2 separate regions of the Homo sapiens genome follow, and region 1 is linked to region 2. A link is a loop called in an ENCODE intact Hi-C map of the cell type or tissue named here. Cell type or tissue: CD4-positive, alpha-beta T cell. All regions are shown on one strand. Each heading gives the region's core, and the rest is flanking DNA. Links, peaks and the distances in the headings are about the cores only.

The links. Hi-C counts contacts between places; a loop is a spot of excess contacts. Peaks named below come from ENCODE experiments on the same cell type or tissue, not always from the same donor. Only the 100,000 strongest peaks of a DNase experiment are listed, where the experiment ranks them.
Region 1: a loop joins it to region 2, with 2.8 times the contacts of the local background. A loop is called at or near these places in 40 of 110 quality-filtered maps.

What each region holds. Positions count from the first base shown.
Region 1 is chr2:105,748,830-105,764,766 of GRCh38, reverse strand. The region is part of intron 1 of NCK2 (NCK adaptor protein 2); the gene reads right to left. Among named protein-coding and RNA genes, the nearest start is that of NCK2, 12 kb to the right of the region's middle. RefSeq lists enhancers at 1,899-2,744, 3,636-3,715. In CD4-positive, alpha-beta T cell, for the core only: no CTCF peak of the experiment used is centred there; DNase peaks (open chromatin) are centred at 7,046, 8,686 and 10,516; H3K4me3 peaks cover 2,518 bases; H3K27ac peaks cover 6,070 bases.
Region 2 is chr2:105,568,057-105,583,993 of GRCh38, reverse strand. No RefSeq gene overlaps it. Among named protein-coding and RNA genes, the nearest start is that of LINC02946, 35 kb to the left of the region's middle. RefSeq lists an enhancer at 6,566-7,464. In CD4-positive, alpha-beta T cell, for the core only: CTCF peaks have their summits at 7,296 and 7,497 (motif pointing left); a DNase peak (open chromatin) is centred at 7,433.

The sequences.
Region 1 (15,937 bases), core at 4,560-12,559, 180 kb before region 2:
TCTCTTTCAGGATGGTGAGATTACAGGAAGCATCTCGCTTTTCAAAAACTATGCTTAAGAGTCAGTATATTATCTCTATCTTTAAAAGTAAATTCACACCAAGAAAAAGCAATGCCAGAAAAATACATCTCAGGAATCTAGGTCTCCATAAAGCAGCTGTGTGTTTGGTTTGCACTTTGAGATCTTTTTACCTGGTACTGCTGAAACCCCACCTGGGAAGACCAGAGCCAAGTGACCAGTATCATTCTGCCTCCTGCTCACCTGTCTCAGTCAGATGAGGCAGGCCATCAGGTTTTGAGGCAGCTTTGTGGCTGAGCCTCGAAGCAGAGCAGGCTGCAGGCTCCTGCAGGGATGCAGTCCTAGGAGGGTGGCCGGCGATAAACATGTGGAGCTCAGACAGCCCTGCAGAAGGAAGCATTTCCACTCGAGCTGTGGGGCTAAAATAATTAAGAATGTGGGATGTCTGCCCACAGGCTCTCCTTAACCTGCAGGGTGCGGATGCAAAGGTGCTGAAGGGTCAAGGCTGTGGTGCCACAGGTGCTGAAGGCCAGCAGGTGCTGCAGGGTCAAGGCTGTGGCCCACACCAAGGATCATTGCACAGGCGTGCAAACAGCATGCACCCACGTGAAAGCTCTGCAAAGCGAAGCTGCCAGGACTAGCACTCGGACAAATTGCTTAGCTTCTCCATCTCAGCTACCTCATCTGTTAAACGGGGCTGAGGGCAGCCTCGTGGGGTTGTAGAGAGGACTAAATTAGGCAACACATATGAAATGCTCAGCCACGTTAAGTGCTCAATAAATATCAGCTATTATTATTGACACATGAATACTTTAAGAATGTACCTTCACACAGTCCATCATCGTAAGGGAACTTCTAGCAGCTGGTATTTATAGTTCCACATGCAAGAAGGCACAATGAAAGTAATGTCTGAGCCAATTCTTCTTCCAAATTATTTTTTATTTTATAGCATATTTCTTTAAACACAGGGTCAAAAACTCCAGGGACCATTTTGCCACAACACGGCTGAGAATCAGAAAGTCAAACTTTTTCACACAAGAGATTTTAAGTCATTTACACTGTCCTGATACTGGAAGTTATTATAAACCCCTAAGTTCCCAATGCACAACCCAACCCCAACCCCACTGCTGTAACAGTAAATAATCACAGATCCCAGAACACAATTTTACATTTTTTTCAACTAACAAATTGAATATTTCCCACTGTGACAACTTAATTAAATAAAATTTATAAAAACAACAACTAGGCTTTTATCCAATTTAAATAAAATTCTTTCTATATTCTCTTTTGAGAACAGGTTTTCATTTTACCCACTTGGGGCATGTTTTGTCGTTACTGCATGACTGGAAAGAGTTCTGTTAGGCAGCAAAATTGAGCTACTTTTCTGCAATGCCTGTGTAGACTGTCTCTGGCCAGCAGCCTCGGTCCCAGCAGCTCGGTCATCAGAGGACGCAGTGACACCTGGTCCCTGGCGAGGTCCCGCTCTCCCCTTGGCAGAATGGTGAGGGCTAGGGACTCCTCCTCAGGGTGCTTTTGTTTTGTTTTTTTTGGAGACAAGAGTCTCGTTCTGTCGCCCAGGCTGGAGTGCGGTGGCATGATCTCGGCTCACTGCAACCTCTGCCTTCTGGGTTCAAGCAATTCTCCTGACTCAGCCTCCTGAGTAGCTGGGACTACAGGCACATACCACCACGCCTGGCTAATTCTTTTGTATTCTTTAGTAGAGACGGGGTTTCACTGTGTTGCCCAGGCTGGTTTCGAACTCCTGAGCTCAGGCAATCCGCCTACGTCGGCCTCCCAAAGTGCTAGGATTACAGGCGTGAGCCACTGCGCCTGGCCTCAGGTTGCTTTTAAGTGATTTTCATTTTATGCAACTATGTGGAACACAGTTATTAATATATTACTTAAAAACAAACTTGAGACATAGTAATCTACGTATTTCCTTATTAACACACCAAACGAGAGGGTAGCAGCAGTGCTAATAACAACCATAATTTGAGAGCAATGATAAAAGCAGTCACTCTTTCAACACACGTGCATCACTATTATGTAACAGGAAAATAGTGACCATTTCTCTGATGACTGTAAATGCTATGGGCTGTGCTACCTACATTCATGCAGGAAGGAAATACTGAATTTCAGTGAAAAGCTGGTGGAAATAAGGATGTTTTTTCCCACCCCAAAGTTCACAGATATCCTCCATGCACTCACCACCACAGGCCCATGGTTCAGGACACCGTCTTTAGGAAATCACTCAGAACTTCACACTACGTCAAGACCCTGGGACATGAGCTTCAGCGAATCTCTAGATTCCAGAGTCCAGACTACAGAAGAGACAGACTGAACCCCTTTCAAAGCAGAGGGCTCTTTTGTTGCTGTGAATCCCAGGAATGCCTGCTGATGTGAGGAGGCAGTCTGACAGCAGGAAGCGCCCGGGCCTGGACCTAGACCCCCCCTGGTTTGATGCTCTGCCCATTAGCTGCCTGTTTCCTCGGCAAGGCCTCTTTCAACTTGAGAGTTGAAGGAAATCTTCGGAGATCACCTGGTTTAAGCCCACTCTTACGCACAGAAACTGTGCTTCTCACAAGCTTCTTCTAAGGAAAACCCAAGAGCAGTGCATTCCACAAACTCTGTCCTTAATTTTCTAGCAAAGCGAAAGTCCTTGTTTTCAGGTCAAGTGATTCATCTACAGAAAGCCACCAAAACCCACACTTGCAACTGTAGTCAACGCAAAAACTTAGAAAAAGGACAAGATATTTTTAAAATGTATCAAAAATCCGCAGGACAAAAGAGAAAACATAAACTGTAACACAGAGGCAGAGATTGAAAAGAAAATAATGTTCAAAAGGGTCAGCGCACATGTCTGTATTCAGTCTTTTTTGGTCTCACTGTCATATAGGCTGGAGTACAGGGGCCTGATCACGGCTCACTGCAGCCTGGACCTCCCAGGCTCAAGTGATCCTCCTGCCTCAGTCTCCTAAGTAGCTGGGACTACAGGCACTTGCCACCATACCCAGCTCATTTTTTTGTATTTCTTGTAGAGACAGGGTTTCGCCATGTTGCCCAGGCTGGTCTTGAACTCCTGGGCTCAAGCAATCCTCCCACCTGAGCCTCCCAAAGTGCTGGGATTACAGGCATGAGCCACTATGAGCCACTCTGCCTGGCCCAGTCATTTTTTAATAAACAAAATGCATTATTATAAATTATATCTATGTGAATGAATACAACAGAGTCTCTCTCATCTGTGTATAATGGTTTGGGAAGGGTGGAGCAGGAAGTAGTGTCCCCCCACCTGGCCTTCCACCCAAGCCTGGAATCGTCCCATCACTAGGAGGGAGAAGGCAGTGACCAGAAAGAGAAACAGGCTAATGGCCTTAATTCTGACTTTTTCTGTACCCAAGAGAAAGGTGAGCCACTCTTCTCCCTCCCAAAAAAAGATTCTCTGGAAGTCAGTCAGCCAGGAGTTAAAATGACCACTTCAAGACCCTCCCCACGCCAGCTTCTGAGCCAACGCCTGCCCCGTCCATACCACCGCTCCCATACACACCCAAACCTCCCAGCACCCGGGTAGGGCACAACCCTGCTGCCCAGAAGAGGCCCAGTAGGGTGGGCGGGCAGGCACACCAGCATGGCCTCACAGCAGACTCTGGCCCCCATCTATGAGAGGAGAATGCCTTCCTCAGACACTGGGTCGGGACCACTTCCTGAGCCCAGTCACAGACCAGGGCTTCCTCAGGCGGAAGCAGGATGAGGGCCACCCAGATCCCAATCCCAAAGAAACTTCTTCAGGCCACTGCCCTCCCACTTCAACCAGGGAATGTGCCCAAGAGCTAGGGGTGTCCCAAAGCGCAAGGCATGACACATGTAGAAACTATGAAGATTTTTCGGTGATTTTTTATTTGCTCAAACCTGAACACAGTCCACGTGGGGTCTCGGTGTCTCTGCCTCTCTCTCTCTCTCACATGTGACAAAACCATTTTCAGAGAAGCCTGGCATCTAGGGACCTCCCTACTCTGGCCCTGACTGGCCTTTCCACAATAGGGTTCTCAGCTGTAACTGGTTTCTCCCTTCACTGGAACTCTGGGCCCACCAAAAGAAGGATGAAGTTATCCAGAAAGCAAAGACCCTTGGTTGATACAAAGGGAGCCTCAGATGGAGAGATCCAAGAGGTGGTCAAAACTGTGGGAGAAGTGGTTACACGGGGAGCCTTAGAGCTAGGTGCCACCAGCAGGGAAGAGGTGTGAACGGCAAGGATGGAGGTGAGGGCCTGACTCCTGGCCGGCACACCTGGGGTTCAAGTGCTAATCCACAGCAGAGGCTCTCAACTTTGAATATGCATCAGAATCACCTGGGGAACTCGTGCAACAGGAAGAATTCCAGACCAACCTATCCCACGCGGGAAGTCAGGCAGTTCCCCGGAATTTGCATTTCTCCACAGCCCAGGACCACATTCTGGAAACCCCATGCTGGGGCACCATCCTATCCTATCACCTCCTCCGCAACAGTGCCAAGGGGCTGTCTGTGCCACAGTGCCTTCTATCCCCACTGAAAATCTTGGTCCCTTTTGGGAGAATAGATAAATCTGTCAGATAGAATTCTAAATAACTAATGTAAATACAACCCCTACAGGAGGTACAGCTGAACTCCCTCTTCCTTAAATGACCTCCTTCCAAAGACTGCAGCAGTATGGAAAGAAGGGAAAAGAGTCACTTGACAGTGGAGTCACTTGACAGTGGAGTCCCCTGACAAACACTACCTGGGCCAGGTGATCAAGATCAACATCAACCATCATAAGCCACGCTGATCACATGGACCCTTGATACAAAATGGCACATTACCTCGGTGGCCTTCCTCCCCAAACCGGTAACTCTACACTAATCATGAAAAAACATCTGACAACTCTCAACTGAGGGACAGTCTACAAAACACCTGAAAAGCAGTTTTGCTCCTCAAAGCTGTCAAGCCATTAAAAACAAGGCGAGTCTAAGAAACTGTCCCAGATCAGAGGCGCTACGGAGACTAAAGGAAACGTGCCCTGGATGGGATCCTGGGACAGAAAAAGGATGTCAGGGCAAATAAACTATGGACTTAACAATAATGTACCAATACTGGTTCATTAGATGTAACCAATGTACTATAGTAACGTAAGATGTGAATCACAGGGGAAAGTAGACACAGTTTATATCAGAATTCTCTGTATTATCTTTGAAACTTTTTCTGTAAATTTAAAATCTATTCTAAAATTAAGCGCTTACTTAAAAATATATACCATATGTTTTATTATATAAAAGCCTGTATGCATAGGGTAACATGGTTGACTTTCAACAATAACAAATTACACTTTGGAAACGTTAAAACACTGTGCTCAACAAAAGGAAATAAATACCCCTATTGATCAGCTTAATACACGAACGTGAGGGTATTACATGGCTGAAATGCAATACAATTTTCTGCTTTCCCCAGAGAACGTACTATGTGTACTTGAATACGTAAAACGATATACTGCATGTGTTTATAAACAAACAAAAAATCTTGCTCCCTTGAATAAGACCAAATAAGGACTTAACACGTGAAATTCTCTCCTTCTGAAGGCCCAAGAACCAGGAATCTAGGTATTCGATCAACCTTTAAAATTTTATCAAACTCAGATCTTAAATTATCATTATTTGCAAATTAAGTTCATTCAAAACACTAAGCATTAATTATAGTCTATCACTAATTAACTATAGTAAATCACCAAAACCATTTTACTTTAATCCATGTCACCAAAAGCTAAGGGAAATGTCTGCTGGTTCAGTGTCAAATAGAGGACGAATCACTAATAATGATTTTACTAGTTTTGAATGCTAGCATTAATTCAGTTTCAGATGTTAAACAAAGCTTAAATGTAAACCCTGAAATCAGTTCCAACCTTTGGAAAATAGTTTTGTAACAACTTACTGTCAGAGCAGTACAGTAATTTGGGTACTGGGTAGAAGTATCAGTCTTGACTACTGTGTAGAAGTCAAGAATTTCAAACACTGCATTTAAAAAATACAAAAACGGGACGGGCTCAGTGGCTCAAACCTGTCATCCCAGCACTTTGGGAGGCTGAGGCGGGTGGATCACAAGGTCAGGAGTTCAAGACCAGCCTGGCCAATATGGTGAAACCCCGTCTCTACTAAAAATACGAAAATTAGCCGGGCATGGTGGTACGCACCTGTAGTACCAGCTACTCGAGAGGCTGAGGCAGAAGAACTGCTTGAACCCGGGGACAGAGGTTGCAGTGAGCCGAGATCAAGCGACTGCACTCCAGCATGGGTGACAGAGCGAGACTCTGTCTCAAAAAAAAAAAAAAACAAAAACAACAAAAACAAACATCTACAATGGAGTAAGAAATAAACTAAATTTCCAAACACAGTTCAAATGAAACCATCAATAGGATAAAACAAACCTGTAAAATGTGTGCACAGGATTGATGTGCAATATTCATTACTAATCCAAGAGAAGTAATGTGATTCAATTACTTACATCTCTATATCAAATGTGATGGCATAATGGCTTTATGCCATTATCAATTAAAAAAAAATAAGGAAGTATTAGTGTGCTACCTGAGACCTGCATTCCACTCAAAGCGCCAAGTAGTTTAACTCATTTTTAAGAGATAAAGCTCTCAAGCAATAAACAACATGTAAGTAGAGTTCACATTACCTGAAAATTGACCCACAAATCATGTGTTCATCCTAAGCAAACTAACTGAGCTTCATCCAGGCCCTGGAATAATAACACCCACCCTGGCATGAGAGAATAGAGGTGCTTCACCCCAGCTGTGGTGGAGACCTGGCTTACAACTGGCATGTGGAATGTCTCAGCTCAGGTGACAATTCCAGTATCTGGGAGTTGCCTGTGCACTGAAGAGCTTCTGAGGATCTTGAAGAAAATATTATCCTCCAGAATGCTTCAAATGAATTCTGCCTGGCCTTGGGGGTTGGGTTAGAGGTTAGAGGGGGACTTCCCATATGTGCTTCCCCCACCCAGAGATGGCGAAAGTTATTTTCCATACTTGTTAATTAAGATTACAGTGGACTGTGAGCTTGTAAGATCTCCACACTGGTTTACAGGCTCCCCAAAGGCTGGTGTTTGTCTGGTTTGCTGTGGTTTTCCCACGGCACCCAGCACAGTGCCTGGCCCATGGCTGGTCCTATGTAGGTATGAACTGCAGGTACACAACTGAGTGAAAACATAGCCAGGAGAACAGTCTGACCTGTCGGTGGCAGGATGAACAACGTAGCCTTTCTACATCTCTGCACCCATATACTTCCAGCCCTCCTAACTACACTCAGAGAAAAGCAACAGCAACATCAATTTACACATAGATCAGTTCATCCCATGCCACTTTGAAGAAAAAAAAATCCCTAATAATCAAGGACCTGTCCCATCTCAATTTTAACACAGCGAAAGTTGGGGCTATAAAAGGTTGTGAAAGTACATTACAGGCAACCCCTAGTTTCACAGAAGACAAAACAGAGGTCAGGAGAGTTTAAAACTTCGCTATGCAATTTTAGCCAAATTAGTAGCAAAGGAAAAGGAGACTCATCTCTATTCCTCGTAAGAATCAAGATTGTTGAAGTTCAGATTTACATGAGCCATTAATAAAGTTCAGAATGGGGCCAGGCGCGGTGGCTCACACTTGTAATCCCAGCACTCTGGGAGGCCGAGGCAGGCAGATCACCCGAGGTCAGGAGTTCAAGACCAACCTGACCAACATGAAGAAACCCCATCTCTACTAAAAATACAAAATCAGCCGGGCATGGTGGTGTATGCCTGTAATCCCAGCTACTCGGGAGGCTGACGCAGGAGAATCACTTGAACCCAGGAGGGGGGAGGTTGTGATGAGCCAAGATCGTGCCATTGCACTCCAGCCTGGGTGACAAGAGCGAAACTCCGTCTCAAAAAATAAAAAGTTCAGAATGATACTGTTTGAATCCAGCTCCCATTGTAATGGAAAGCCAAGCAGTCACTGCGTGAAGGCAAATGTTTTGAGGGACGAGGGGACTTCAATAACATCAATACAAAGCCAGAATGAAGTCCAGGACCTGCTGCTCTGGAGCTGGGCCATCCCACATACCACACTGCTTGGGCCTGACATTCCCCCATGGCCACTCACCACAGGACCCCAGTGGGCCAGTCAGTGTGCCCTGGTGAGGGACCCACACTTTCCTCATCTAAAAAAGGGATAATTAACAACACTGGCCTCCCTCTACCTGACAAAGTTAGAATCAAATGATACAAGGTGTGCAAGTAATAAGAGAAACACACATCGTTCCAAAGTTGCAACTTCAGAACTTTCCAGTCTGTGCAAAGAATTACTATTAATTTCTCACAGGTCTTTCTCAGTCCATATGAGATAGGATGACTGAAGAAAGGGAAAGATTGATTGTACTTTTAACTATCTCCACCAAGGAAAGCTCAAAATTATGCAAAGTGATGATTTCGTGTTTATCCTAGAAACAGCACAGGAAGAGAGGGGTAAGAAACAACAAAGTCAAAAGGAAGAATAATGGAACAGGAAATAATTTAAACAAAGCAGACAGTGAGAAGACCAAGGGAACTTCTAACTGACAGCTCTCTTCATCTCTAGGCTGATCCTACTTGATCAAGTAAGGGCCTGTTTTAAAGAAAAAAAGAACATTCAGACAGCAACGTCATATGCTAGGCCAGGTAACAGGCAGCTTTGCAGACACTGGAAGTCAGCGACTAACAGCCAGATTAGAATTTCCCCTTTCCTTTTCCCTTCGTAAGGTCTAATTTGTGATATTTTTAGTCTCTCTCCCCTGAGGAGTTTATTTTAGAACTATACAAAGAAGGAAATTAAACATTCAAAAGCTAACATATGTGACCAGCTCAAAAATTATCAGGCTGAACCTAGAATCCTATGAACCTTAGTAACAACAAAGACAAATTTTCTTCTGTAGACAATCACCAACGTAAGGCTTCTGAGCTAAGAAAACAGATGTCTTTGATTAGGCAAAACTGCCCCAGCTGAGAACCACGAATTTATAGGCATGGGTTCGGGTCTCAATGAAGTCTCTCAAAATACTAACATTTAAAAAGGTATTCGTGTACCTGCACAAGTAAATTGTTTCTACTTCCCAATCTAGGTCTAATAACTAATACGATCTAAAATGAATGAGAAGCCACACGCATGAACGTGCAATGTGTTGAAAACATATTTTCTTCCTTACACATGGAACCCTCACCAACCGGAGGCACTCATGAAAGGAGAACCTACTTCTTATGGAAGACGGAATCGGCTGCACCCACTGGGATGGCTGAGGGATGAGGTGCTCGGCACAATCAAGTTAAGAAGCAACAAATTCAACACTAGACACCTAATCTATAGGTGATCAATCAACTGAACTTTAGTTCTACCCAGCAAAGCTTCAAAATGAAAATCACAACAGCACGATGTCTGACACCCTCCTCCTTTTTTAAAAAAGATGATAATGCCACCATTTCTTCACAGTTACCGCTGGGTCTTGTCTACCGAACCATGTAAAATAGACCTAGTAAGGAAACTACGAAAAGGGAACTGAAGCAAGACAGATGGCTTAATTTAAGGGAAGAGAACCTTCTAAATCCAAGCTAGGAAGCTCCTAAGAAGACAATAACAGAAGCACATAAAAGAAAAGTCATATGAGGGCAGTAACAAAGACAGATGGGAAACACACACACTATTAAGATAAATGGTGTTCAGGGCGGGAGAGACGGGGTGAGGGGAGTCACACACAAAAAAGTGAGGGGAGAACCAGAAGAATGGAAAGAAAGAATGGAAATGGCTGGAAAAAAAAAATCTGTTTCTATAACCATCTTGCTAGATTCTGCAACCAAGGTTGTTTCACTTTTTTTTAATCGTTTGATGAAAATTCACTCTTCACCTATATTAAATTTCCCAAAAACTGTCTCAAAATAACTCCCTGAATCCCTTGTTATTTCTTGGTCTCTTAAAAATATTCAAGTAGCTTGTGCTTTTTATGTCAATGTCTCCAAGCTGGCTTCCATCATGCAGAGCAGTTTAAAAAAAAAAAAAAAAAGTTGTTGGGGGAGCTGCTTTCTTACCAATGCAGCAGCTCCCCCCAACCTCCCACAGACACACACAAACAGGAATACAAGCTTTTAAAGTGATTGTCCTTAAAATGAAGACAGCTGATGAGAGGGAAAGCATGAAAGAGACAGCAACTGCTCTCCTCTCCTGTAGCCAGGCTCATAAGTGACATAATTAAAATATTTGTTGACTTGCAGACATCCTTAAACACGCAACCAAAATTCTTAAGATATTAAATGGGAGACATAACCGTTAAGGAAAATCGAAGGAGACATTGATGGACTTTGTCCTCTAAGATGGGCATGGGCGTCTTTCTAGGCATCTCCCTGTGATCTCACCACTTTCTAACTTACTTTTCACTTCTCACTTCCTGGCTGCCCCCACCATTGCTGGGAAATTAAGCATGTTGAAGTAAACAATTCTTTGCCACCACATATCCTGGAACCTGCTACGTGTAGAAGTGGCCACATGAGAGGTAGTGTGACTGCAAATCTAAACCTGTGAGTTGAAAGAAACTGCCCAAATTGCAGCCCCTCTGAAACTTGGAACATGCAGGAGCTTCTCCCAACAGAGACGCCAGACTCACCGTCCTATCTCAGTCCCATCTGCTCCAGGGAGGGCTGCTCAACACTCTGATGGCCCCAGTGGCCCTCCTAACACAAAAGGGTAGGTTCGAGAAGCTGGCACAGACAACTCACTTGGAAGAGCAGCCAGTGTCAGAGTTCCCATCAGGACCTGTAGCAGCAGTCTCCCAAGAATCTACATTTGGACTTGACCTGGCCTCTCTCACAACCTCAGAAGCAGATTTCAAAGCCACCTTGGAATTCTTCAAGACCTTCCCAGATGTCATAAAAGCACAAAGGAAAAGGATTTGGTATGTCCTGCTACAAGGTTTTCAGCAAGAACCTACCTGCCTACCTTCACTTCAACAACAGCAACTCATTAAGGAAAAACAGAAGCAGCAAAAATGGCCTTGTGCAAGCTATTCCAACAGCACAAAAGTCCGGGGGCCACTTGGAAGAGTGAGAAGACACACACTCCTGTTTTCTCAGCCCCCAGTGTGGAGGAGACAAGGGTGGGGACCCACCACACAGCTACTGATGAAGAGGCACATCACACAGGCATTTACAATGGCACCTGCATGACCACTTGAGCTAATACACTGTGACTACAACAGAAAATACTCCCCCTCATCCAGTGCCACTGCAGTTCCCTCCAGCAGCGGTTCTCCCCAGGGAATGCTGGTGTTTCCTGCAGAATTGGAGACTTGGGCAGGTGGAGGACCACCAGCCTACGGAACATAGCAAGGGGGCTGGGGGAGAGGAGCAGCCAGGCCAATGGTCCTCAGTGATGACCATCCAAGGCTTCCCCTCCTCCAAGGTACCAGTTATTCATTAGGCCCTTCCAAAGTCCAGGGCCTTCCCCAACCACTTGGCTGATAAGGCGTTCCCAGAATGAACCTGTATGCAAGCTACACTCCCTATCAATGATTTTCCATCAATGTTTCTCAAATCTTACACCATAATAAAAGTTTACAGTTCTGTTTTATGTATTTTCAGATACATCTTAATGAAGGGATGGTGGCTAGCTTGGTCAGAGTCTAGCTGTGGAACCTAAGACATGGCAGCCTCAGTGCCTCCCTTTCCTTAGCGATGAAGATACAAACAGAAAGTACCACACGTTCTGTTGGTGAGGACTCAATGAGTTATTACATGGAAAGTGCTTAGAACAGTGATTACAATGTGTGTGTGTGTGTCTGTGTCCGTGTGGGAGAGAAGCTAATGTTCACTTTAAAAATACATGATTTTAGCTTGTACTTAACATGTTATCAGAAATATGAATACTACAGATGACTGGATAAAGAAAATAGACTATTCAGCCATAAAAAAACAATGAAATCATATCTTTTGCAGCAACACAGATGGAACTGGAGGCCATTATCCAGACGGAACCAGAGACTTGAAGGGTGATGGGGTAGGAAGGGGTGGATGATGAGAGATTACTCAATGGGTACAATGTATGTTATTTGAGTGATGGATACAATAAAGGTCCTGAATTCACCCTTAGGCAATTTATGTAACAAAATAACACCTGTACCCCATCACTGTATACAATGTTGTTTTTTACCTTTCCTATGGTGCTGAACACATTTTTTAAAAGGAAATGTGTTGAATACTGATATACAAAAATGTTATTTTACACTGGTAACTTCTAGAATTCAAACCACATTTTAAGATATTTGTAAAATGAACAAGGTATTTTGATGATAGATATTAGTTTTAACTGAATCTGATTTTAGTGCTCTAAAACATCATGTGCTGAGTGTCTGAAGGATGACATTACTCCTCATATTTAAAAAGGTTACACCTTTCCCAGTAAAGCATAATAATAATGACCATTATAATTATTCTACATTGTTTCCACTTTGTCTCTTTAGCTATCTCAACTTTGGAAAACAGACAGCAAATGAGGCTTAAATCATGAAAAGTGTATAGACTCACACTCCGCAACAAGGCTGCCACTAGTCGCGTGTGGCCAAGGCCAATCAAAATGCAGCGAGAGGCAGCCAAGAGGTGCAGTAAACGTATATACTATATGCTGAATTTCAAAGCCCTCACGCAAATAAAAGAATATGAGTTATCTTATTAATTACATTTTATGTTGATTACACATAGAGTTTATATATATATTGGGCAAAATATAGGATGAAAATTAATAATACTTGTTTGGTTTTACATTTTTAATGTGGCTACCAGAACATTATGATTACATCTGGGGCTTGCATTTGTGGTTCACATTGTATTTCAAGGGGTCAGCACTGCTCTTGACAATCCATCAGTTCAAATGGCATTTGCAGGGAGACAGTCCATATTAAAACACACATACGCACCATTTTCTGCAGTTAGTCTCTTCTCCTCCCATGACAGAGAGCTGGGCCCATGCTCAGTTCCATGCAAAGCTGTAGTGGGGTAGCCCTGCCATTACTGCACAGGAGAACCCTGAACCAGTCCCAGTGGAGAGAGTCTTTAAAAACAAACTGATTATAAACTTAGTTTTGTTATCACAATTAGCAAACCATCAGTGGGTGGCCACAGATGACTTGTAGCTCAGCATGTGTGTATATGGGGAAGGGGATATTTAGATGCTGGGAGAAACAGAGAGGCAGCCCAGTCGTGCAAGCCCATGACTGCCATGCTGGGGACTTGAGTCACTGACCCAAGTACGATGGAGAGCCACCGTGTGCAGGTCATGGCCAGACCTGACTGTCAGGGTGCAGTCACCCTGGGATGGATTGGCAGGAATGGTTAAAAAGTGGTTTTGATGTCCAGGGGAAACAGAAAAAGGACAGCAGGGCTGAGATGTTAGATCTTTTGGAGGTAGAATCAATAGGGGTTGATAACTAGTTGGGAGCTGAGGGAGAATTCAAGGATAACCGAGTGAGTCGGTGATGGGGAATATAACTGAGAAGGCGGGCAGGTTGCAGGAGAAGCTGCAAATGGTTTGGGATGGTGGAAATGACCACTAAGAACTTGGATAATTCATATGAATGTGAATGAATGAGCAAACAAAGCATCAATGAACATACAGATCTGGAGCTAGAGGGAGGTCAGTCATGCAGGCATTGCCCCTGCCTTATGTCTGAACAAGGCAAAATGGCCTAGGTCAGAAACATTCCAGCCACGCTCAGGGTGCACCTCACCACCGTCATGCACATTCTGCTAAGGGATGTTTGCTCATGTGGCAAAGACTGCACGATCACAGAGATGGCAGGCTCAGAGGAGACGGCCTCTCCACCCTGGCTGCCATTGGCCCCACCTCTTGCTTTGCTCTCTTCATCCAGGGTTCAGAAAAAACTTTCCTTTGCATATCACTGATATTTTATCATGGTCTCAATTAAAGACAAACCAACCCCCAAATAAGTGTCTACCTACCTAAGTTGAAGAGAAGTTTCCATAAATGAAATCAAGTCAAGATTTTTCTCTCTCTTCAATCACTCTACTTAAAACCTTTCCAGCCTTTGGAAGGCCAGCACCAAGGCTTGTTCCCTGTTATGGGGTGCTACAACCAATATATAAAGAGCTGACGTTCCCTCCTTACTTGTGACTACTCTAACCATCCCTGGTAGGTGTCCCCAAATAAACAGAGATCCCAGATCTGGATGATGGGAGCACCAGGTCTTCCTAAAAGCATCAGCCCTGTTGTGGAACCTAGACAGACACACTGGGAGTGGCTGAATTGTCCACCCTAAATTCATATGGTAAAGCCCTAACCCCTAAGTGACTATATTTGGAGACAGGACGCTTCAGGAGGCAATTAAGGTTAAAAAAGGTCATAAATAAGGTTAAAAAAGGTCACCATAAGGGTGGGGCCCTCATCCAACAGGACAGATGTTCTTATAAGAGGAAGAAACACCAGACCTCTCTCTCAGTGCACTCACAGAAGGAAGGCTACGTGAGTGAGGACACAAGAAGACGAGCCAGGAAGAGACACTCACCAGAAACCAGCCCTGCCGGCCCCGGGGTCATGGACTTCCAGCCTCCAGAACTGTGAGAAAATAAATGTCTGCAGCTTTAGCCACCCATTCTGTTGTTGTTGTTTTGTGTGTGTGTGTGTGTGTGTGTGTGTGTGTTTGTTTGCTTTTGAGACAGGGTCTCACGCTGTCACCCAGGAGTGCAGTGGTGTGATCTTGGCTCACTGCAACCTCCGCCTCCTGGGTTCAAGCAATTCGCGTGACTCAGCCTCCCGAGTAGCTGGGATTACAGCCGTGAGCCACTGCGCCCGGCCTCTGTGTGTTATTCTCTTAAGGCAGCTGGAGCTGACTAATACACGCACTAAACAGGAATAAGCTTTCTGAACTTGAGGAGGCTTTCCAGGGTAACCCTGGCCCATAACCAGGATGTGGGGACAAGAGAGACTGACATTGCTCCTGCCGGCCTCCCCTCACACCGCTCAACCTCAGTCAACTCACATCCAGAATCTGCTCCACCAATATCTACACACAGCTGCGACACGGCAAAGGCAGATACCCAAGGACACTGTGTTCTGTAAACTGCCTCACAAAAAAACAACTCTACCCAGCAACACGTTGGTGTTCCTCATGTATGGCCTGCAGAAGGACTTAACCTAAATTCAAGCTCTGTCATCCCCAGTCTCCTACCTAGAAATGAGGGCCAGAACCAAGTGCACCATGTTATTCGACTATTAAATATGATGGTGTATGTGAAGAGGACTTTGCAAACAATGAATGAGCGTGCATGCATTAGTACATGTCATTCTCTCATCATGGCATTTTCGGTCTTCACTAACAATTTGGCAACGTAAGCACCCCAGCTTCCAAAATTGTCTCAAAAGAAGCAACTGCAATACTTAAAATTCTGAGTGCACTTGAAGCTTCTTCTCTTAAAAACATTACCAATACAACAGTAGAAAGAAGGGGTGACACAAATAACTAACTTACCAGGCCAGGATCACAAACGGTCTGCCCAGCGTTTTGAATTCAGGTTGATAGGAACAGACTAACCTACAAAAGTAAACCATTCAGCCAGCCCACCAGGTAATACAGTTGAGTATGGGGTTGGCTTTGTTTTTTTGTTGTTGTTGTTGCTGTTGTTGTTTTTAAATGTAGCTTCAGGACTACAAATGACTCACATGACAGAAAATTTGCCAAATAGAGAGGCCAACAGACCAAATTCTCCCATTGTCTGGACATCCTGAGGTCAAAGCCTTCCACAGTAGACAGAAGTTCTGAGATTTACAAGAATGCTGGAGGTCTCTTACCACTTGAATCTCAGTGGGAGGCTAGAGCCCCAATATTAACAGGCTGGGCACTCATTATTC
Region 2 (15,937 bases), core at 3,770-11,769:
AGGAAGCCCTGACATGGGTGTTTTTAAATCTGTAGGGACATTTGGAGTGTACTGAGGGATTAGTCAATAGCAAGGCAGCTCCCACACCCAGATGAAACACGACATAGTTCAGGTTTTCTACCAGGATTTACATCAGAAATTTTCTCACAATGTCCCAACTTTAGCAGTTTAGTGTAATCCACTCCAGGCTGAACTCAGACACCTCAGCTTTGATTTGGAAACTGCTGTGCAAATCCAAATCCTCCTTCTCCTCCACTTAACCTTGAGGCCATTTAACTGTACATTTCTGGATCAAGTGAAGTAAGTGGCAAGCTATAGTTGACTCCAAAACATCCTAAGAGTTCCAGAAATCTCATCATCTGACATCTCTCAGTAATTACTTGATTCTTCTAGAAAAATTATATTGTCCTTCAAATAAATTGTGCTTCAGTCTTCCCTACACAGTGGCCATATTCCTGGGCATTCTTTCATGGAAATCTCCACTCTCTGGGGGACTTTCCCTGCCTTACACTCCAATTAAATAGGTCGCATTCAAATGCAGGAGTGTTGATCTCATGGGGATGTTATAGAGATAAGCTCAGGTTTCCACCTGTCCTTTGAGACCCAAGAGGAAAGACACTCTAACATTTCAAGGTAATATTATGTTTTCTTTAGAAACATATTGGACAATTAAGGAAGGGGTCCCTTGAAAAAAATATGAGGGTGCTTGACTGGCATTCTATGTTTTCTGAGGGAACTGGTAACCTACTTTTGCTCAGCTCTTCGAAGGGAGTGAGAGTGTGTGTGTGAGTGTGTGTGTGTGTACATGCTCCTCACCAGCTATGAATTTTATTAGTAAGGTGCCAGGTAAGAACAAGGCATCATTATGAAGAGAAGCATTACCTCACAGCTCAGAGCCTCTAATGAGACCACACCCGCAGGACTTTGTTCTGTCTCAGGAAGCTTAGTTACAGAAAGATGAGGTAACTGGAGGGATGGCAGGGGAATGGAAAACAATACAGAGATACAGCAAATAAAAGCTTCCAGAACACAGAAAAATCTCAAGAAAACAACTCTCCCCATCTTTGATCATTTATCAATTATTCAGTCAGAGTCTAAAATGTTCAAGGCTCCACACTTAAGAGAATTCAAAGGTGAGTGAGATCCAGTCCCTTCCCTGGAAGCACTTAACATACATACAATCTATGGCCAGAGTGGTTGTAATATGCAAGCATCTCAAACTTTTCCAGCTATTACACCTACGGAGGAGTGGGGTGTTGCTTCATTAGAAATATTGATTAATTTCCAGAGCTCCTATTATATAAACATGGCATCATCAAGCTAGATAAACAGATATTAAACAAGCAAGCACTCCTATCTTCTATCAACACAAAATTTTAATTGAGAAGCGAAGCAAAGCCTGAGATAAAGTAGTCATTGTGAGTTCAAACACCTGGAAATGGTACAGAGAAATGCAAAACTCTAAATAAGGGAAAAAGAAGTAAGCAAAGAGAAATCGGCTCTCTGAGCAAAATCCCTTATTTGTGAAATGCAGAAACAGTTATAAACGTACTACAGTCATGGGATTAGAAATGGCAAACAATGACCATGTGAAATATATTAAGTTGTGGTATCCAAGAAAATAGAGGAAACAGCCTGCAGCCATAAAGTCGTGCTACCTCAACTGTGCTGTGCTTGATGGGTTTATTAGATTTCTATGGTGGCTGGAACAAATTATCACAAATGTCGTGGCTTGAAACAACATGAATTTATCATGTTCTATTCCAGCAGGTCAGAAGTCCACAGAGGTCTCACCAGGCTAGAATCAAGGTGTTTGTAGGATGGCCTTCCTTCCTGGAGGATCCGGGGAGAATCTGTTTGCTGGTCTTTCCCAGCTTCTAGGGGCCACCACATTGCTGGGCTCATGGTCCCTTCCTCGATCTTCAAAGCCAGTAATGTAAGGCCAAGTCCTTCTCACATTGCGTTGCTCTGACCTTCTTTGCCTCCTTCTTCCACTTTTAAGGACCCTTATGATTACACTGTTCCTCAACCCCAACAATTCAGGATCATCTCCTTATTAAGGTCAGTTGATGAGCAGCCTTAATTCCTCTTTGTCAGGTGCTATGGGTCCAGTTGCATCTCCCCCCCACCCCCGGCCAAAAGAAAAGAAGTCCTAACCCCCCACCTAGTGCCACAGAATGGGACCTTATTTGGAAATAGGGCCACTGAGATGTAATTAGTCAGGATGAGATCATACTAGAGTAGGGTGAGCCCCTTAACCAGTATGACTGGTGTCTTTTCTCTATCGTTTTTTAGAGATAGGTTCTAACTCTGTTGCCCAGAGTGTTGCCTGGAGTGCAATGGCATGATGATAGCTCACTACAGCTGCGGACTCCTGGGCTCAAGGGATCCTCCCACCTCAGCCTCCCAAGTAGCTGGGACTGCAGGAGCATGCCATCACACCCAGCTAATTTTTTCATTTTTTTTGTAGAGACATGGTCTCACTATGTCTCCCAGGCTGGTCTCAAAACTCCTGACCTCAAGATCCTCCTGCCTCAGTCTCTCAAGCTGCTGGAATTACAAGTATGAGCCATCATGCCTGGCCAACTGGTGTCCTTATAAGTACACAGCCATGTGAAGACCCAGACACACAGGGAGAATGCCATATGGAGACACTAGCAAAGACTGGCATGATGCATTGATGAGCCAAGAAACTCCTGGAATGATCAGCATGAAAGGAGGCAAGAAAGATCCCCACTTAGAAACTTCAGAGGGAGCTTGATCCTACTATACTTTGATTTTAGACTTTCAGCTTTCAGAACTGTGAGACAATAAATTTCTCTTGTTTTAAGCCAACAAGCTGGTGGTACTTTGTTACAGCAGCCAAGGGAAACTAATAAACCTGTAAGGTAGCATATTCACAGGTTTCAAGGTGGACATCTTGTGGGGAGGAAGAGGTATTATTCTGCCTACCATGATAGCCTTAAGGGGATTTTGCATTTTAGTAATTTCCAATGAGAAGAAGTAGAAGGATGTTTGGAGATAATTCTCCATGGGTCTCAGGTTTTTGCACGTCTTGAGAGTGGAAGTGTTTGATGCCTTTGTTCCAGACTATATTTTAAGAATGTTTGTACATCAATAGCCTTGATATATGGGGATAATATCTATCCCTGGAACAAAAAGATTTTTTTAAAATTTTTTGTTTTGTTTTGATTTGGTTTGGTGGTTGTTGTTGTTATTTTTACTGTCAGTGTAATAAGGAAATGTCTCTCTCCAAGGTTACAGTCAGGCAGGCATACTGTCTGTTAGAAAAGACTTAGGTTCCCTAAGCACGAGGCTCCTCTTCTACAGCACAACCCACAACGGTGCAGGTGCCACCATCACCCTGAGGGATGACTTTGGAAACTGGTGCAAGTGCTGACACCCTAGCTGCTGTTGTGGCTGTGAGTTGCAAACTGTCCTCTGCCTCTATCCCAGGCGTCTTGTGTCTTCTGCCAGCATTCTCGAAACTGTGCCAGTTAACAGGTTAACTTGCAAGGAGTGTCAATCTCAGGCCCTTCCCAGTTCTTGACAAAGAGAAATTCAGGTATAAAATACAGAAAGTGAGCGAGAAATTGCAGTGAGTCGTCACTGAACAATTCATCATGCAGGTTAAACAAACCAGGACTTCTGCTTACCTACTTTCTGCCTTATTTGCTAACCCCAGTAGTTCTCCAAGTGAGGGGGTCCCTGGACCTGGGTCCTCAGCGGCACATGGGAAGCTGTCAGAAGTGCACACCTGGGGGCCACACCTCAAGTTTATTGAATTGAAAACTTGGGGTGGGGTGCAGGCCTCTGTATTCTAACAGGCCCTCCAGGGTGCTGAGCATGCAGCTCGAGAACCACTGGCCTGCCTGGAGGTCCAATCCCAGCACCTGTAGGTTCCTGGGTGTGTGGGTGCCCATGGACAGTTGTCATGGGGACCCTGAAGCCCAGGACATGAGAGGCCAGAGGAGAGTCCTTGCCCATCCACTCTCTGTGGCTGCTCTATCTCCACTTCAGTGGTGCAGGGTGGGGTTTTCTGTGTTTTCCATACCTTCTCCCTCTCCGCCATCATTCCTAAGGAGAGCTGGCCTTTTACTAAACTACCATGCTGAAGTCACGTGGTGCCAGTGGGTCAACCTCAGCATGCTGGTCTTACGAGTGCCCCATCTTCAAGGAGGCAAAGTGGACAGGCCAGCTCAGCGGAGTCCCAGGGAAGCAGGGGTCAGAGAAAGAAGGGAAGGAGACTGAGGGAGGAGGAGAGGCCTGTGGGCACAGACTTTTTCCCAAAGTAAAAAATAAGCTGACGGAAGCCCTGCAGACAGGCTCCTCCGCATCTTTGCAAGTTGAGGGGCTGCTGCTTGGCAGTCCTTTCTGGGGGGAGCAGCAACATTCCATGAGGACAAAAGGAAACTGTGCGTACACTCTTACGAAAGAGTGGAAGGTTCCAAGTTTGAATAAAGTCACCACTGGCAGAAATGTAAGAACTGAGTCTTCAGGAACTTCTTCAAGGCTGCCAGAGGACTGGGAGAGGCTCAACAGATTCAACAAGGCATGGGAAAAAATGACCTCCAAGTGATTTACACGGTGTTTTTTTTTTTTCTTTCCTCAGATAAAAATTACCTTGAAAATTCTCCTTAGTTCTCTGCATCAGAGTGAACGATGATTTTTTTTTACTGCCAAAAAAAAAAAAAAAAAACCAAAAAACAGAAAATAGCATAGAAGGGAAAAAAACTCTGACAGGGATCTTAGGGGATTTTTTTTTTTTTCTAATAATGCTACTTTTCACTCCCATTGCCAGACAAATCACAGCGTGGAAAATACTCTATTCACTACCCCATGAAGAGCTTTCACATATATGAGTTAATAAAACGCTGAAAGCAGCAACAAAAAAAACTTTGATACCAAAAACGAATTTATCCATATCCTTTATGATATGTTCCTTTATGATAAAGGGCTTATAGCGATCAGATCTTGCTCTGAATGGGCCTGCCGCCCCTGAGAGAAGAGCGCCTGTCCCTGTGCCTGGCCTCATTCAGTCTTTCTGTTGGCTCTTCCTCATCCTGGAAATGAGCTCCGGGTTTTATGGGAACATGTATGAAATCCATTAGTCCTTTAGCTTCCCAGGAGCTACCACAGACCGACCACCTGATGATGCCCAGTGGATACTTCTCATGGAGTATTTATAGAACATTTTATTAGTTTATTACCAATGGACCTAATGATACTCCTTGCATATGAATAAGCTTTCTTCCAGCTTAATTTTCTTGACTCAATTTTAGGCATCCCTGCCCACATGCTTACTCTTAAAACTGTTTATTTTCTCAGGCTCCAAAAGGAAGAACCTGGACCTCTTCGGGGTAAAGATGTTAGCTACCACCTTAAATAAGCCTGTATCTTCAGCCCCAAAATGAGCCATCAGACAGGACCATGTGCATGGCAGGATGCAGGCTTGTCATCTCAGGTGATCTCCCTGGCATTGCACCTGGGCTGGGGCAGAGAGGAGCGTGGCCCATGACAGCATCACACGATACAAAAATCCAGAAAAATGGCCTATAAGGCCAGCTGTGTGATGCAGCAGGAGAACAGGTTCACACCAGGAAAGACATGGGCAGGTGTGAGCCTTTGAGGATGGGAAGCCGCCCTTATCAGTGTTTGCAGTTGGGGTGAGGTGTTTGTGCAAAACCAGGCTTCAAAACTGACAGTCAATCATCACGTGTCCCTCACCTGAAGTATTTATCATTTCTATGTATTGGGTCATTTCAAACCCTCCCTTCTAGGTATTTTGAAATATACAATACATTGTCATTAAATATAGTAATCCTACTCTGCTATTGAGCTTCAGAACTTATTTCATCTAAAATAAATCATTCTACCAAAAAGACACATACACTCGTATGATGATCATAGTGCTATTCCCAATAGCGAAGACATGGAATCAACCCAGGTGCCCAACAATGGTGGGCTGGATAAAGAAAACGTGGTCCTTATACATCATGGAATACTATGCAGCCATAAAAAAGAACAAAATCAGATCCTTGACAGCAATAGGGATGCAGCTGGAAGCCATTATCTTAAGTGACTTAATGGAGGAACAGATAAGCAAATACCAAATATTCTCACTTATAAGTGGGAGCTAAACACTGGATACTCATGAACATTTAGATGGCAGCAATAGACACTGAGGACTGCTAGAGGGGGGACGAAGGGGAAGGAACAAATGCTGAAAAAGTACCTATTGGGTACTATGTTCACTACCTGGGTGATGGGATGAATCATACCACAAACCTCAGCATCATGTAACATACCCTTGTAACACACCTCCACATGTACCCCGAATCGAAAAGTTTGAATTACTTTACTAAAAAAACTTATTTATCACGAGGTCAGGAGATCAAGAGCATCCTGGCTAACATGGTAAAACCCTGTCTCTACTAAAAATACAAAAAATTAGCTGGGCATGGTGGCGGGCGCCTGTAGTCCCAGCTACTCAGGAGGCTGAGGCAGGAGAATGGCGTGAACCTGGGAGATAGAGCTTGCAGTGAGCCGAGATCAAGTCACTGCACTCCAGCCTGGGCGACAGAGCGAGACTCCATCTCAAATAAAAAAAAAAAAAGAAAGAAAAAAAACCTTATTTCTTCTTTCTAACTTATGTTTGTACTGACTTAATCATTACACATTCTGTGCATGTAAAAATATTCCACATACCTCATAAATGTGTACAATACTATGTATCAAAAATAAAAATAAATAAAAATTTAAAACTGTTAGTCAAAGAGAAAGTAGCCCAAGGACATGAAGAGGAGGGTGTGAGTCAGGATCTGTACAGATCGTGGGAAACGGAGCTTTAAGTCAGGGCAGCAGGAGGCCCTGAGGCCTGGAAGGGGTCAGGGCCAGCTCAGCAAAGGGCAGAAGTGGAGAGTAGCACTGGCCTCTGGCTTGTCTTTCCTTCTAGTCAACCAGGCTTCCAGCGTCCCCCACCCCCGGATCATGCAGAGGACAGAGCCTGGGCCTCACACCAGGGAAACTCACTCTAGTGCCACCTCTGCCCCACACAGCTCTGTGGCCTCGAAAAGTCCTTCTTTCCTCACTGGCCTCAGATTCCCTACCTGGACAGCCCACTTTGGACTTCCCATGGGCCTGGGCCCCTTCCAACTCTCACGTTCTCTCCCTAGTGGCGGTCCCCCGTCCCTGTTTTCACAAGGTGGGCTTGGAGGCAGGGCCCACCTGAGTGTGTGATGTCAAGGCAATTCAAGACCGGAGGGAGCTTGAGCTCTTAAGAAAGACCACACTCATAGGAGCTTACGAGACACACACTTGTGGATTTCAGAAAGTGTGTAGCTCATCGTTCTGGATCTGAAATACGTCAACAAATCTCTTTGTTTGTCTCTTTGTCCTGGAGATCTTTTCACAGAAAGGAACTGCAAACACCTCACCAATTTAAGTGACTTAGTCTTAATTCTTCATGACCTCTAGTGGCAGAAGAAGGACTCTGCTATTTGATTTTTCCAGGTAATCCTCTTTCACCCTTGCCTCCTCATTTCTCTGGAATCTCTTTCGTGTCCCCACAGTTTCCCACTCCCGTCGCGTCTGTTCTCCTTCAGACCATCTCGCAACCCACTGGCACGTCCCCATAGCCTCAGAAATCACCTCTCTGACTGCCCCCCCACCCGCTCCCTCCAGCCCTCCTCCCCCTGCTCACAGAGCAGTCAAGGAACGTCCTGGGCACTGGGGTCCATACAAGAATGAAGGAACGCGCCGCACACTGTGGCCCCCGGGCTGCCAAGCCTGCCCTGACTGAGCAGGGCACCTGGCGTCCATGCCCTTTATGCAGAGTCATTGGTGTGGTGGGGTGGGGTCAGCACCTCAGAGCCCCTGTGGGGTCTAATGCACTCTGTTACCCTCCTAAAAGATGAGGTACAGGCACTCTGTTACCCTCCTGAAATCCAAAAAGTACTGAATTCCGAAATACAACAGGCCCTGGGTGTTGAAGAAGGAAATGAAAGCCTTCGAGAAGGGCACTGTTGGTTTCCCACTCAGATTCCTTGTTCCCGATGGGCCCCTTTGGAACCTCTCTCTCTCCCTTTTCCTCTCCCTTTCCTTCTCTCCGCCCCCTCTCTGTCTCCATTATTGGATGGGTTTGGGAACGACATATGGCCCTGCCTGCCTCTGGCTGCGATCCTGCAACCATGCCGGGAGCCAGACCTTGGCTGAAGCTCACACAGAAAGTGGCAGAACAGAGAAACAGAAAGAAACTAGGTCCTTGAGGGTATCTTTGAGCCACTAATCTTGCCAAGCCTGGACCCACCCTCCCTCTGAACTTGCAGTTCTATGAGATAATACACTTTCTTATTGTTTGAGTTGGTCTTTTTTGCTTTCACTTTGAAGTGCAGATCCCATCCTTGCATACGCAGCTTAGAATTATTCTCCATCGTCTTCAGGATAAAGTGCTTCCACCTCAGCTCCGCTCAGAACAGAGCTCATGGTCCCCATCCCTCCTCCTGCTACCTCCTCCCTACCCCTGAGCATCCATCACTGCTAGTCCCTCAAGTAGACTCTCTCCTCCAGCAGCATAAAAACTACCTGCAGCTCCCCTGACTCTCCTGTGGCTTCACTCCTTCTTGCCTTTGAGAAGGATACTCCCTTCTGGAATGTGCTTTCTTTATTGTCAATCCCATGCACATTCTGCCTCAAAATTCTAAGCATTACCTTCTCTGGGAACCCCTTCTTAGTTCCCAGGGAGCAGGCTAGCAAAGGGGTTGAGAGGACAAGCCGAGGTTGAGAGAGGAGAGGACATTGCCAAGAATGGAAATCTGAAAACAGGAAAGATGGAAAAAAATTGGGTCATGGAGGTCCTGGATCAAGCTTCACCTGAAGGCAAATCTATTTTCAGGCTTTAAGTCTTTGTGAGTTTTAAATTTCCTGTATTGTTTATGTTCCTTGGGGTTAGTTTTGTTCATTTGTTTCTTGCAACTAAAAGCATTCCAAAATGCTTTTCCAAAATTCAGGTCTCTTAGGCTTTACCAAGGACTGGCAGCTTTTCAAGAGCAAGAACAAGAGCCATAGATTATTTAGTTTTCTAAGCCCTGTGTTAGAAGACACGCAGTAAGAGCTGGTTGAAATTAAATAAGCTTCTCCCTTTGGTAAGTTTTGGTTTATACATATATTTCAAAAATTCAGTTCTCAACATTGTTGGTTCAAAGAAAAAAATTACTGAATTCTAGCCAGGTTCAAGGTTTGTTCTTTTAAGAACAAAACTGAGTGTATGCTCAGCATGTCATATTTAAATTGCATTGAGGGCATAGACTAAAAATGGTCAAATCACATGCTCTTTATAAAAATGCCAACTTTTGATTAAAAATACATAGTCCCCCAATGATCTAACGTTTTTCCAATAGGATCTGAGGGTTACATATCTATTAAGATAATTTGTTTTGCTCTCAGAGAAGGCCTAATTGCCACTCTAGCAAGGTCTAGAGAGGCTGATTTGCCAACAGGTGTTCTGCTCCCCACTCACCAGTGCACAGGCTTCTGCACGTGCGTGGAAGTTCCGGCCCAGGGCAGCACACGTGGATCACTGTCTGGGAGCTGCACTTAAACCTGGAGGTTCCCTTGCAGAGCCACAGCTCTTTCCCACCCCACCCTACCCCTTCCTGGTCCTGCTGAGTAAATCCCTCATCACATAATGATGCCAACTTCATATCCTGCTTGGGAAACCATATGAAGAAAAAGACATCAAGCTGTTCTGAGAGGCTATTATTTTGGCAACATTGTTCCACGGTAATTTAGCTTGGTGGCTTAGCAGTGTGAGGTTCCTGTAGTCCTCCTGCGATAAGCTGGATCTTGCCTGCAGAGCAGAGGGAAGGTGGCTGGTAGGTCAGACGCCACCCAAAAAGCCTTGCTGACTATGCAGACTATCTAAAGCCATCACTCTGTGGTTGCAAATGGGAGAAATCCAGCTAAAAAAAAAAGACAAGAGGAATTGAGTGCTTATGTGGCTAAAAGTGTCATGACTTTAGGTGTGGCTGGATCCAGGTGATTGACAGAGGCTTGGAGCCAACATTTGCAGTTGAGGAATCCATCAAAATAAATTCTCTTTCCCTGCAGTTATGGAAAAAGCTATGATGCTTCCAATCAACTCAACTTCCTTGCTCCTTCCTGAACTATAATCATAGTGGATAGAGGGTGGTTAAGGGACTCTGTTTGGCCAGGCCTAGGTTACTTGGTTATATCCAGGCACAGGGTACATTCGTTTGCTAACGCTGCAAAGAAACAAAAACGAAAGCAAACAAACCAATCCCCAAAACCGGGTGGTTTAAAGCAACAGAAATGGATTGTCTCACAGTCTGGAGGCTGAAGTCTGAAGCCAAGGTGTTGGCATGGCCACACTCCCTCTGAAAGTAGTAGGGGAGTTCTTCGTTGCCCCTCTCTAGCTCCTGGTGGTTGCTGCAGGCTTTGGCATTCTGGGGCTTGTAGATGCATCATTTTAATCCTCAGTTTGCACATGGCCATTTTATCCCTGCGTCTCTTCACATTGTCTTCCCTCTCTGTGTGTTTGTGTCCAGATTCCTCCTTATGAGGACGTGAGTCATACTGGATCAAGGCCCTTTCTAATGACCTCCTCTTGACTTGATTACATCTGCAAAGACTCAATTTCCAAATACGATCACATTAACAGGTACTAAGGGTTAGGACTTGAACATATATTACTAGGTGTACATAGGGGAAGGGGAAGGGCACGATTCAACCAACAACAGTTGGTGGGAAGAGCTAAAACCCATGTGTGAAGTGGGCATGATAGTAACAGCACCTTCCTCACAGATTCGATGTGAGGAGTCAAAGCTCTTGCAAAGCCATCATCCCAGTGCCTGGTTCCTGCTGAGCACGTGATCAGTCTGGTTTTTGCTTGGGTGGTAACTTCTACAGTGGAGTCAAATTATACATACAAACTTGTGCACATTCAATTGCATGTGTGGAGAGAGACCAATTTAAATAAATTAAAGGGATTAAGAAATAGGGACATTTCCACCCCACCTCCCCCCATTCTACTCAGAGAGAACACTCAAGCAAGAGGAAATTGGAGGAGGGACTTTGCTGTTTCCTCAGATCGCCTTGGTCCCAGGCTCCCCCCATTGGGTAGAATGTGAGTCTAGGGTGGACAGAGGTCTCTTTTGTGCACATATGCCCCGAAATGCAGGCCAATGACATCACCTGGTGCCCAGGTTGGGAACAGGCTCTGGAGGAGATGCCAGTGTGCGGGGTCATGGAGCATGGCTCAGGGCACACCTCCTCAAACCGGCTGTAGTGAAAACCAGTGTCCTCCACCTCTCCCAGACCCCTGAAGGTCCAACAGTCCCTGACAGCACGTGACTCATACTGCCTGCATCTCAGCACATGCTGAACAGCACCTGCCCTGGTCTCAGACCCACCCACAAGCCAAGGCCACTGATTGCAGCTAGTGGCTGCTGCAGCCACGCCAAAGGCACAAGTTTCTACTCACTTGACTCTCATTTCTGTGCTTTTCTCATTGAGGGCTGGTAACAGACAGTCAGAGACCAGCCCTACCCATAGACCTCACTTTGAGGAGCCACGTGTCCTATTGAGATAACTTAGAGGGTATTCAGAATGGAGGCTGAATGAGACATCCCCCTTCCTTCACTCCTAAGCCCTACCCAAGACAGGCCTCCCCTCGGTAGAGAACACCACCTTTCCCTGTGTGTCTTCTTTCCAGTCCTTTCACCATTGGTTCTCCCTTCCTTAACCAACCTCTCTTCCCCAAATTCCCACCACACATCTCTAGCCTGGCCATCCCAGCCTTCTTGCCCTCCTAGCAGCAGAGTCATTCTTGCAGACATGACCTTGCCTTTTTCAAACTGTGACACAACCCAATATGACCAGACCTTGCTTTGTTTCATGGGGTCTTAAGTTTTAAAGAAATAAAACAGTGAGCCCGTTTGCTCCTTCATATAGGCTCTGGGGTCCTAATGGGAAGGGCTGGCAGGTGAGTGGGGAGAGGGAAAGGTGAGAAGGGGGAGTCAGCCTCATGGGGGGCATTGGGTAGGTGTAAGGAGAAAGCCAGTGGCCAGTGAGGACAGCCACACCTGCCAAGGACAGCCAGGAGGCCCCTCAGGGCTACCAGGGACACCTCAGCCTCAAACCAGGGCAGAAGAAGACCACACGTTTCTCTTCCTCTTCAGATCTTCCTCTTCTCAGCCGCGTTGTGGTAGTAATTGAAGGAGTTGGTGGTTGGTGATTACTCAGTGTAATGCTACTGATGAAATCGGTCATTCCGTGCCTGCCACACATCCAGGCCTCTCAGTTCTGACCCTGCTGCCCCAAGGCCTCCACAGGGACCCTTGGAATGTCCTGCTTTGCTGGCTTCCTGGAAAACTGGGGCTCTTGGTGACACTGGATCGCACTGGATCGCCCTGTATCCTTTTGTTCGTACTTCATATTTTGCAAGCACTGTGGCTGCAAGTTGAATGAGAACAATTCGAATGTCCATTGACAGTTGAATGGGAGAACAGAATGTGGTCTAGACATGCAGTGGAATATTATTCAGCCTTGAGGAGGAGGGAAGCCCTGACACATGCTACAATATGGATTAATCTTGAGGACATTACGCTGAGTGAAATAAGCCATCACAAAAGGAAAAATACTGCATGATTCTACTTGTATGACGTCCCTAACATCCCTAGAGTAGTCAGATTCACAGAGACAGAAAGTAGAATGGTGGGGGGTGGGTGTCGGGCTGGGAGGAGGAAGAAGGGGAGTTAGCATTTAATGGGTGCAGAGCTTGGGATGACAAAAATGTCCTGTAGGTGGATGGTGGTGATAGATGCACAGCAAAGTGAATGTACTCAATGCCACCGAACTGTATTCTTGAAAATGTCAAAAATAGAAATTGCATATTACATCTATTTTACCATAATTTTAAAAAGTTAAATTAACAAACACTTCATTGTGTTTGTTGTGCAGCTTTTAATGAAGACTCAGTCAGCACACATGGAGCACCTGCCTGGCCGCGGTCATGCCAACCCTGTTCCAGGAGCCAGCAGTGCAGCTGCAAGGCACCTTCTGTCCTGCAGGGACTTAGATTCCAGGGGAGGACAGGGGAGGAGGCAGAGAAACAAAAACAAGCAGTAATTTTAGGTAGCCATAAGTGATGGGTAGAAAAATAAGGCCAGGTAGGAGGCCGCAGAGGAAAGCTGGTAGGGGAGGGAGAGTATTCTTGATAGAGATTGAAGGGCCAGGAAAGCCCCCCAAACCCCACTCCAAGAGGTGGGATTTGAGCAGAGATCTTGGTGAATTTGGTGATGGAGGGGTGTGCAATCTGGTGCAGAGGCTCTGGGGGAGAGAATATTCAAGAACAACAGGGAGACCCTGTGATGGGACTCAGTGGGAAAGGCATGGAGTAGAAGGCGGTGGATCTGGAAGGGAGCGACACCGGGTGGTGTCGGAGCCTGTGCACCGCAGCGTGTCACCAGGTGTTGCTCTGAGGGGATGGGAAGCCCCTGGAGGGTGAGCATGCTCACCTATGGAGCCGCAGGGCTGAGTTAACAAGTTTCTTCCGGCTGCTGTTTGTGGCCTCTGCTGCAAGGAGGAAGAGAGAAGGAGCACTGGAGATGCATTTGGGGGTTGGTACAATGTTCAGAGGATGTTGGCAGTGTGGGCCGGCATGCTGGGATGGAGTTGGTAAGAAGGGGTTGGTCACAATATATTTCAACATTAGAGCCAGCAGGACCTGAGGATAAAATCGATGTGAGGTGTGAGGGAAAGAGAGGGCTCAGTGTGCTCTGCACACCTTCCGGAGGGGGCAGTTACAGAACGGCGGGGCTATTGTCTGAGAGAGGGGATCTCGGGATGGAGGAGTCATGCAAGTGTGGCTGTGTGATGGCTGAGGCTGGCTAGACATCCAGGTAGGGATGGCATGTAGGAAGTTGGAAATCGCAGTCTGGCTGAGGATTTTCAATTACTGCATGGAGATGGCATTCATAATTTAAAGCCACAGGAGATGAGAGATTACCTAAGAAGCGAGGGTACCCAGAGACTAGGATGAAACCCTGGGGCTCTCCATGGTTCAGATGCCATGTTTCTCTCCATGAGGCCAAGACAAGTAGGTCCTTCTGCATCCTGCTCCTCACTCACAGTGGCTGACGGGCTGAGGCATCTTCCTACTCGGCCGTTCCCAGCTCTGCGGCTCCCTGTTGCTGGGTATTCCTCTATGTGCTGCTTCCAGCTCAGGCATTCTCAGCCCTGGCTATACAATAGAATCACCCCGGCAGCCTTTCAAAAATACCATTGCCCTGGGACCATTCTGTATAAATTGAAATAGAATCTTTGGGGTGGGATGCAAAGCCTCTGGATATTTTGAAAAGGCAATTCTGATGCACAGTTGAGGTTGAGAACAGCATATTCCACGCGACTTGGTGCACATGGATGCATGTGTGCATTTTGGCTTGTCCCACAACCTGCTGTGGAGGATCTCTGGGTTCTTTAAAAAGAATGTCTTATGACAAAGCATGGTGGTTCATTCCTGTAATCCCAGCACTTTGAGAGGCCTAAGCAGTTGGATCACCTGAGGCCAGGAGTTCAAGACCAGCCTGACCAACATGGTGAAACTCTATCTCTACCAAAATTACAAAAATTGGCCAGGGGTGGTGGTGTGTGCCTATAATTGCAGCTACTCAGGAGACTGAGGCAGGAGGATTGCTTGAACCTGGGAGGCAGAGGTTGCAGTAAGCTCAGATCGCACCACTACAATCCAGCCTGGGCAACAGAGTGAGACTCCAACTCAAAAAAAAAAAAAAAAAAAAAAAGAAAGAAAGAAAGAAAAAAGAAAAAGAAAAGAAAAAAAAGTCTTACAGCTGGTCTGCCTGTTCTCAAGCTTCTGTGGTCTTAGATATTAGATCCAGGTGGATTTGTCACGATAACTGGACCACAAGAAAAAAAAAATAAAACCCAAGATATATCTTACAAGAAAACACTTGTAAATTGTTCTCCTTTTTTATATTGGTCTGTTGGGTATAATTTCAGCCATTTTTCTGTGCATTTAAAAGCATTTTTATGCACAAATGTAATATATTGTTTTGTTTGGGGTGGGTGTATATATTTATACTAAATATATAACACTACAATTTGCCTTTCTTTTTTCACTTTAACAACATGACCAGGAACTCTTTTGATAGGGGAATGCGAAGGCCTGGTCTGTAGACCCTAGTATATATGGCTACATTTAAGTTTAATTAAAATTAAATAAAATTTCAAATTCAGTTCCTCCATCATGCTAGCAGCCGTGTCTCAAGTGCCTGGTGGCCACATGTGGCCATGGCTGTCACACCGGACAGCACAGATAGTGAACATTTCCATCGTCACAGAAAGTCCTACGGGACAGCGCTGGGTAGGGCATTCTTAGCTAAGGCGTCCTCACCCATAGCATGGATGTGTAAGAGTTAGAAAAAGAATTTTTTTTTTCAAACCTTCAGTGAAGAGAAAAGAACACTTTAGTGAGGTCTTTCATGTGAAAAAGTAGGTCACAGCAAATAGTTTCTCCAAGGGGCGGAAATCAATTCCGTGAGAGTATGAGGTGGCAGCGAGGCATTTAGAGCTCAAAGACTTCTCTGCAAATGGTTGTTTCGCCCTTGCTTGGAGGTTTTTAGATTCCCTTGCCACCTTTGTCATCTGCAAACCGTAACGACACCCCTCACACCCTGGTGTTTTCCTGACTGCCTCAAAGGCTCTCCTTGCACACCGCACCCCACCGTCTTTCACTGCGATGCTGCCTCCGTATTCATGGGCTTCCCGTGTCCGCTGCTCTGTAAACAGTCTGGCGAAGACCTATTCTGCAGGGGTGTCATTTATTCTAAGGTGAGAGAATGCATATGGATGAGAGTGCCTCAACGAGAGAGCATAGCTGTGTGCTCTCCGGTGTCCAGCA